Regions from separate parts of the Homo sapiens genome. Here region 2 is linked to region 1. Evidence: read pairs that join two places in POLR2A ChIA-PET (ENCODE). Cell type or tissue: MCF 10A. All regions are shown on one strand. Links, peaks and the distances in the headings refer to the core of each region. The heading gives the core; the rest is flanking DNA.

Region 1 (4,394 bases), core at 217-4,216:
TCCGCCCACCTTGGCCTCCCAAAGTGCTGGGATTACAGGTGTGAGCCACTGCGCCCGGCAGAAAAAGCAGTTGTATTTCTACATAGCAACAGCAACTAGAAAATTTTTAAACATTGGAATATAAACTATTCCGAAAAATTCTTAACAAAAGATTAGCAAAACCTCTAGTCTGAAAACCACAACATATCACTCAGAGGAATGAAAGAAGAGCTAAATAAATGGAAGGATATACGATGTAATGTCTTGGAAACTTTAGTATTGTAAAGTTGCCAGTGCTTCTCAAAGTCATGTATGAATTCAGTGCAATCTCAATCAAAATCTCACCATATTTTTGTAGTGGAAATTGACAAGCTGATGCTACCATTTACAAATAAAAATGCAAGGGGCCAAGAATAGCCAAAATAATCTTAAGGAAGAAGAAAATGGAAGTTTTACCTCACCAGATAATAAGATTTACTCTAAAGCTACGATAATTAAAACAGCGTGTTCTTAGTGTGAAGATAGACAAATAGAAGAATGGAACAGAATAGAGTCTAAAGAAGAACTCAAGGGCCAAAAGTAGCCAAGAAGAACAGATCTGGAAGACATTATCCCTCCAGATATCAAGATCTCTTATAAAGATATGTGGTATCGACGCAAGGAAAGGCAAGCTGACCAAGGCAAGCTGACCAGTGGAACTAAACAAAGTCCAGAAACAGGTTCACACATATAGTCATCCGGTGTGTATCTTTGTGTGTGTGTATTTCACAAAGGCTTAAAGTAATGTGTCTTCAATAAATGGTGCTACATCCAAAAGAGCATAACTATATGTTTCCATTTTATATGAAGTTCAAAAATAGACAACAGAATAGTGATTACCTCTGGAGGCAGCTGGGGGCTGCCTCTGGTAGGGTGGGGGTGTTGCCTGGGAAGAAGCATGAGAGAATCTTCAGGGGTCCTGGAAATATTCCATATCTTGATTTGGTTGGTGGTACACTGTTGTGTATAATATACACGTATTTGTACATGTGTGTATAAAATGTCATTGAGCTCCACATTTAAGATTTTTTGGACTTTATTATATGTATGCTAACCTCAATAAAACTAAAAAATTCCTCACTCGAGTGAAAACTTTTTTAATTTAAATAAAAATAAACGGTATTTCATTTAGAAATGGAAACCAGGCACATTATCTTACACAGTATTTCATAAACTACCATCACCTAGTGAATATAGCAAAAGACTGTATATGGCTTCAAAGCCACATAATGCACCTAAATTCTCTAAAATTGCCAGCAATTACAAAGTGATAGATATGAGCCACATAGGATCAAGATGGGGATTCACTCATTCCATATTTTGGAGCCACAAAGTATATCTGCTGCCTAGGTTTGGACCAAATGCAATTAATGTATCAAACAAAAAATCCTAATATTTATTCAGCTTCATCCACAGCCTCCAAAAATGGTTTTAGTAAAAGACCAAATAAATTACGGTTTTTAAAAAAACTTTCGGGGCTGGGCGCGGTGGCTCACGCCTGTAATCCCAGCACTTTGGGAGGCCGAGACGGGCGGATCACGAGGTCAGGAGATCGAGACCATCCTGGCTAACACGGTGAAACCCCGTCTCTACTAAAAATACAAAAAATTAGCCGGGCGTGGTGGTGGGCGCCTGTAGTCCCAGCTACTGGGGAGGCTGAGGCAGGAGAATGGCGTGAACCCAGGAGGCGGAGCTCGCAGTGAGCCGAGATGGCGCCACTGCACTCCAGCCTGGGCGAAAGAGCGAGACTCCGTCTCAAAAAAAAAAAAAAAAAAAAAAATTTCAGGCTCTGTGTGGTGGCTCACACCTATAATTGCAGCACTCTGTGGGACCAAGGTGAGTGAGTCAGCCTGGCCGACATGATGAAACCTAGTCTCTACTAAAAATATAAAAATAAGCTGGGCGTAGTCACGCGTGCCTATAATCCCAGTGACTCAGGAGACTGAGGCAGGAGAATCGCTCAAACCTGAGAGGCAGAGGTTGCCGTGAGCCAAGATTGCGCCACTGCACTCCAGCCTGGGCAACACAGTAAGATTCCGTCTCAAAAAAAAAGCTGGGTGTGGTGGCACATGCCTGTAATCTCAGCTACTCAGGAGGCTAGGCAAGACAATTGCTTGAGCCTGGGAGGCAGAGGTTGCAGTGAACCAAGACGGCGCCTGTTGCACTCCACCCTGGGTGACAGAGTGAGACTCTGTCTCAAAAAAAAAAAAAACTTCCAAAAATAACTACCTAACCCAACTACACAGAATATGTGGTAGGCCTTCCAATGAACTATCATAGTCCCTAAATATGTCAGTTATCAATTTATTGACATTAAGCTCAAGGCTTCCTTTTTCACCTTCTCTATGAGAATGGATCTGGGCCCTTTAAATATTTTTCCTTTGCCAGCTGACACAGTGTTAAGCTTTGTCAGTAGGGGGAGTGGAGAGACACTTAAGGAGAAAGGGCTTGCTGGGAACCGCACAGGGGAACTGTGCTTGCTGGGCTGACTCCAGTGACCAGCAGCCTCCCCCAGCACCTTGCTCCTGGGGGTGCGTCTGTAGCAGAGTACCTCCCGTGAGACATCTCCCCGTGAGCAACTTTCCCATACACCCAGAGGGCAATAGAGTAGATTGAATGGGGGCCTCTCAAAAATGTGTCTGCCTGGAACCTGTGAATGTGACCTTCTATGAAAAAAGGGTATTTGCAGATTGAGCTACAAATCCTAAGATCAGATCATCTTGGATTATCAGGGTGAGCCCTAAATCCAATGACAACTGTCCTTCTAGGAGAAGGGCAGGGAGAGATTTGAGACAGGAAAGGGCCATATGAAGATGGAGGCAGAGGTTAGTCACTCAGCTACGGGGAACACCTGGAGCACCCAGAAGCTGGAAGAGGCAATGAAGGCTCCTCCCTGAACCCTTCCAAGGGAGCAGAGCCCTGCAGACACCTTGGTTTTGGACTTCTGGCCTCTAGAACTAAGTGAGGATAAATGGTGTTGTCTTAAGCCACCAAGTCCATGGTCATTTGATATGGCAGCCAGCTGTACAAGGTTTCCAGCTAGTTCCACAAATGCACCCCCACAGGGAGGGCTCTCCATGCAGCGGGCTAGAGGCACGCCTTCTCTAAGAAGATCTGGGACTCCTTAGAGTTTCATCCCTCAGCTTCTCAATGAAAAAAAATCCTTAAGCTTCTCAATGAAAAAACTTTTGAATGGAAGTACCTTAAAATTAAGGATTTCTGTTCATCAAATGACAGCATTAAGGAAAAGGGTGAACTGCAGAGTAGACGTTTTGCAGTGAATACTTCCCCAAAAGACTCAGGCCCAAAATAAAGAACGCCTACAAGTCAGTATGAGAAAGATAGCTTAATAGGAAAACGGGCAAGAGATTTTTGAGTAGGCATTTTGTGAAGAGGATATCCAAATGGCCAGTAAGCATATGAACCTTACCCTCATTAGTCACTAGAGAATGCCAGTTACTCCTATAATGAGATAATACCTCACCCCACCAGAGTGGCAGGAACTGGAAGCAGCTATAGGTCTTACACCTGCGGGGTGAATGAATGTTGACTGGGGGAGTGAGGAGTGTAACCGGGCCCTTTGAGATTTCAGCACCCCGCATTTTTAGTGGCTGAAACCATGAACATTCTGATCAGGCCCTTGCCTGCTTGCACATGTTAACTGCCCGCTTTCTGCCAATATCCCTTGCTCCCTCAATATAATGATAAACTGCTGATGTGCTGTTTCTTCACCAAGAGGAGAAGATAACTTCAAGGTCACAAAACATTTTTGCAGAGGGAATGGATGCTGTTAAGGATGTCATGACCGGCTGTTGATGCCCAGAAGTCTGGTTGTTCAAGGCACTATCTGAGACTGAAGAAACACAGACTTTCCCATCGGTTCCCTGAAACTCCCCCTCCCTTTTGTCTAGCTGCACAAAAACTCCCTGCTTCACCTTTTTGTTAAGACAGATTTGAGAGATCTTGCCCTCCTGCCCTCTTGCCTTGGTCAAATTGAATAAACCTTTCTCTATCTCCAAGCACCAGTGTCTCAGTGTTTGGCCCCAGCTGCTCATGGGGTACACAGGTCTGAGTTTGGGGTTCTACAATAGAAGTACAGTCCTAGCAAATCAAGCTGCATTGAACCATTCCAGAGGACAAAGGGTGGCATAAAAATCTGTTGGAAGAGAAGTTACCAGAGAGTGACAGATATATACTTTACCACGTTGTTAAGATAAATATCACAATTTTGCCTTGATTAGTCTTGGAAGAAAGAATAAATAATGGATAAAGGAAGATGAAAACTAGGTGACTTTGATCAGTATTCTAAAAATGATTCATGTGTCTTTTGTTGTTGTTTTAGAGACAGGATCTCATTCTGTCTCCCAGGCTGGGGT
Region 2 (4,394 bases), core at 395-4,394, 110 kb after region 1:
TTCGGGGAAAGGCCCAAGATGGAGGTGTACATTTTACGTGATATTTTAAGCTTTGAAATTGAAGGCAATCACCCAGAGAGGGTGAGTTGATGGAAGAAGTTGAAGATCAAGCCCTGGAGGCTTCCACTCTGTGGAGGTCTAGGAGATAAGGAGGAACTGGCCAAGGAGAAGGGAAAGCAGCAGCTTGGTGGAGTTGGAGGAGAACCAGACAGCTGTGTCTGAGAAATGAAGCCAAGAAAGTATTTCCCCAAGGAAGGAGTAATCACCTGAATGTTAGGCTACAGAAGAAGGACCGGAGGTAGATTATAGTATGCTACGGCTTGGCAACAGGGAGATCAGGGCTGATGCTGACAAGCATTTTTTTGGTGGTGTGGTGGGATGAAGGCCAGAGTGGGGTGCGTTCAGGAGAGGATGGGAGTGGAACTGGATGCCAGTCATGATTCCTCTGGAAGCCTGTGATAAAGGGAGCATGGATAGGTGTGGTGGCAGTTCAGGGGGATAATGGGGGTGTGAGGTAGAGGAAGGCTTTTTTTAAAAGGTGGGAGAAATAACAGCATGCCCAGCGTGGGAGGGCTTGCACAGACAGAAGACTCGATCATGTTATGGAAGGGGGCCGATTGGTAGAGTGGTTGTCAGTGCAGTGAGGGGTTGGGATCGAGTGCAAAGTGAAGAGGTGGGCTTCAGACAGGGGCATGGACACTTCATAAACTGTTGTGGGATAATTTAGGAATCAGACCGAGGGGTTGAGGAGGATATATTATTTAGGTGCACCGGCCCAGTCGGATTAACATCCAAAAAGTCTGAGCCCTGAACAAGTCTGAGCCCTGAACAAAGAGTTAAGTTACCTTTTAAGGATTTCGTGGGGCGGCAGGGGGGAATCTGTGCAGGAGGAAGCATATTACAGAAGCAAGAAACAAAGACAATTATTCAATTAATTGAGACATGCATTATATCATTTCTTACTTTCCAAGGAAAAAATGTGTTTTATGGCTTGAGTTTATCTGTCTAGTGACCTTGCAGCTGCACAGCTAGAGAAACAGGGTCTTCACAATGCCTGGGAAAGGAGGAGAGATAAGGCTTACTAGCCACAGAAAAACAGGCAGATAATTTTTAAAGGGCTCCAGCTCTTTCTCTTTCTCAGGGGGAATTGGGTTTTCTTACATAGAACTGAGTTTCTGCTTACACATTCTTTAATTTCTTTTAACTCCTATTCCAAAACAAGTAAGTTCTTCTTATTTTTGGGGGGGATAGAGTCTCGCTCCATCACCCAGGCTGAAGTACAGGGGCGCAATCTCGGCTCACTGCAACCTCCACCTCGCAGATTTAGGTGATTCTCCTGCCTTAGCCTCCCAAATAGCTGGGATTACAGGTGCCCGCCATGACGCCCAGCTAGTTTTTGTATTTTTAGTAGAGACGAGGTTTTACCACGTTGGCCAGGCTGGTCTTGAACTCCTGAACTCAAGTGATTCGCCTGCCTCAGCCTCCCAAAATGCTGGGATTACAGACATGAGCCATCGCACCTGGCCTCATAATCTCTTTAGTGGTCATAAAACTTCTTCTTTTTCTTTTTATATTTTATAATTAGTCCATACTGTCTAAAATCTATGCTTTAATCCAATTTGTCATTGATCCTAGTATACTCCTTTATTACTGAAGTAGCTCTTTGAATAGTCTTCCAGGTTTTTAAGTCCTCTCCCTTCCTGTATAATAGGTTGATTGTGTCAGTTCTTTGTTGGTTGCAGAGTACAGTTCAAACTTTCCAACACACCGTTTCAGACTTTTAGAATCTGGCTCCATTCTGTTATTCTAGCTTCGTTTACTGTGTTATTTTGTTCACCTGCTGCCAAAATGCATTGGAGTATTTGCTACTGCCAGCATAGACCTAGCACTTAGAGTGGATTTTCGAGTCAGACCTGGGTTTGAATCTTACTAATTGCAACCTTGGGAAAATTGAGCTAATTTAGTCTCTCAGTTTGTTTCTTCACCTGTAAAATGGGATAATACCTACATTGTAAGATTTTCTGTGGATTCAGTGAGCTAAGTTAGTAGATATGCAATAAAATTTAATTCTTTTCCTTCTTGGCTCATGTTTATCATCCTAAATAAACTCTCTCATCCCATACTCTGCCTATAAAAGTTCTTCTCAGTCTTCAAGGCGCATTGCCAATATCCTCTCATTTTTTTTAGCTTTTCCTGATTATTTATCTTTTTATCCTTCTGCCATTATTTCCTTTACTGATTTCCATGCAGTGTGTATATGATACGTACTCTGAAAAATTGTTGAGACTAGCTAACATCTTCAGAGCACCGTGGTCAGGTTCTCTAGTAATAGCATAGGTTTTGTGCTGGTGTTTTCCAGATTTAGTCATTTGGGTACCCCTTTTACCACTTTTACCTTGTCCATGTGCCAACTATACTTTAACTGAAAATTGTTCTTTGAATGGGTTCACTTTTTAATTCAGTCTTAACAACACTGAGATCCGGGCTAGATTTTTGCTGGTTGTACTTTTTCTGTTCCGTATTAGAATGAGTATGTAACTACCAAACTTTTAAATATGTCCTAAAATCATTTGTATATACCATCAGTGTTATGCCATCTTTGCTTTCTTTACTAGATAAGTTTGTAGTAATTCATTTTCCTAGCTACACCAAGCAAAGGGCAAATTAAAATGTGTTGTATTGCATTATTATGTTAATTATAAGAAGGTAAGTTTAATGTTTAAGGTTTCTATTCTCATCTATAAAGTAGCAAAGTATTCTGAGATTTATTTTACCTCAGACTATTTGCCTATTTCCCCCTTACTAATGCTAAAAAAAGGATTTTTTTCCTAAGATTTATTAGTTTTCTAAGACAATGCTTTTAATCATTTAAAAACATTTTATAGTAATATGTGACCTATAGAAATACTTTTGTTATTGCAGTGAGATGGAAGATTTTCGAGGTATAGCAGAAGAATCATTTCCAAGCTTTCTCACCAATTCATTATTTGGTAACAGTGGGATTTTGGAAAATGTCACTCTTTCTTCAAATCTTGGCTTGCCTGTTGCTGTTTCTACACTTGCTAGGGATAGATCCAGCACTGATAACAGGTAAGATTTGTTTGAGCAGATTTTTTTCCAGGTCCATAAAGCCTATAGCATGCTGATATTTATGTTCTGTTTCTCAGTCAAGCTTGAGCTTTTTGTTTTATCTATGAGGGGGATGGCCAAATATGTGAAATGAATATAGAAAAGACAGAATTTACTGTCTTTTTCCCCATTGCTTTGCCTTTTCAGTGGGTAGGTTTGGGTGGGTTTGGGATTTGAGCACCAGTTACCTATTTCGGTCTATTTTTTTTTTTTTTTTTTGTCTATAGTGTTTTGGATTTGTATTAGTTCAGTCACACTAATGGCTAGTAATGTAAAACAAGTTGTGTTAGCGAAGTTCAAAGGCAAATTAATCATAAGGTTATAGGAGTACCTCTTGACATCAAGGGGAGGAGTGCAGAGCTTTGCTGCAAGAAGGGACAGGAATTGAGATTTAGGAAGCCATCAGGACTTGGGTTTTTGTCATCCCACTCTATTTCTCTCTGTATAACTCATTGTCTTCTCTCTTTTTTTTTTTTTTTTTTTTTTTTTTTGCTAATTAAAAAAATATTTTATAGAGATAGGGTCTTGCTGTGTTAGCTAGGCTATTCTTGAACTCTTGGGCTCAAGTGATCCTCCTGCCTCAACTTCCCAAAGTGTTGGTATTACACAGGTGTGAGCTACCATACCTGGCCTCTGCTCTTTTTTAATACACTGGTTTTATTTGCTTTTCTGTTCATTTTACAGAATATGGCAACACAGATTCTCAAAAGACATCTATGAATTACATTTCTAGCTACACAAGGAGACTACTGAACTGTCTCTTGATATCTCATGAGTTTCTGGTCCATCTTAGGTTAGGTGTCTGTTCCAAATACAGTCACCTGTGACTAGAGTTTTGGGTCATTGGATCTATTTAGAGGTATGACAGAGCCTCACTTTTTAATTCATTTCAGCCAGGTTTACTCTTTACTGGACTTGTATGGCTGTCTTTCTCTTTCTCTTCCAGCTTTCAATCTGTCCTAGGTTTCTGAGGTAACTTGGCTCTTGTCATTCTAGTAACTTTCAGCTCCTGAAGTCAAGTTTCTCTTTCTTAGAAACTCAACCAGGCTGGGCGTGGTGGCTCATGCCTGTAATCCCAGCACTTTGGGAGGCCAAGGCGGGCAGATCACCTGAGTTCAGGAGTTCGAGACCAGCCTGGCCAACATGGCAAAACCCTGTTTACTAAAAATACAAACATTAGCCAGGCGTGATGGCGCACGCCTCTAATCCCAGCTACTCGGGAGGCTGAGACAGGAGAATCGCTTGAACCCGGAAGGCAGAGATTG

Evidence for each region. ChIA-PET counts read pairs that join two places held together with the same protein. Peaks named below come from ENCODE experiments on the same cell type or tissue, not always from the same donor. Only the 100,000 strongest peaks of a DNase experiment are listed, where the experiment ranks them.
Region 2: POLR2A ChIA-PET joins it to region 1 with 6 read pairs; 21 of 35 experiments call an interaction of 5 or more read pairs at or near these places.

Annotation. Positions count from the first base shown.
Region 1 is chr18:12,888,248-12,892,641 of GRCh38, forward strand. No RefSeq gene overlaps it. Among named protein-coding and RNA genes, the nearest start is that of PTPN2, 6.2 kb to the left of the region's middle. In MCF 10A, for the core only: no CTCF peak of the experiment used is centred there; a DNase peak (open chromatin) is centred at 1,914.
Region 2 is chr18:12,996,499-13,000,892 of GRCh38, forward strand. CEP192 (centrosomal protein 192) reads left to right here. Exons shown (of 45, transcript NM_032142.4): 2 at 2,923-3,090. The coding sequence starts at 2,927. Among named protein-coding and RNA genes, the nearest start is that of CEP192, 7.3 kb to the left of the region's middle. RefSeq lists a silencer at 4,046-4,125. In MCF 10A, for the core only: no CTCF peak of the experiment used is centred there; no DNase peak of the experiment used is centred there.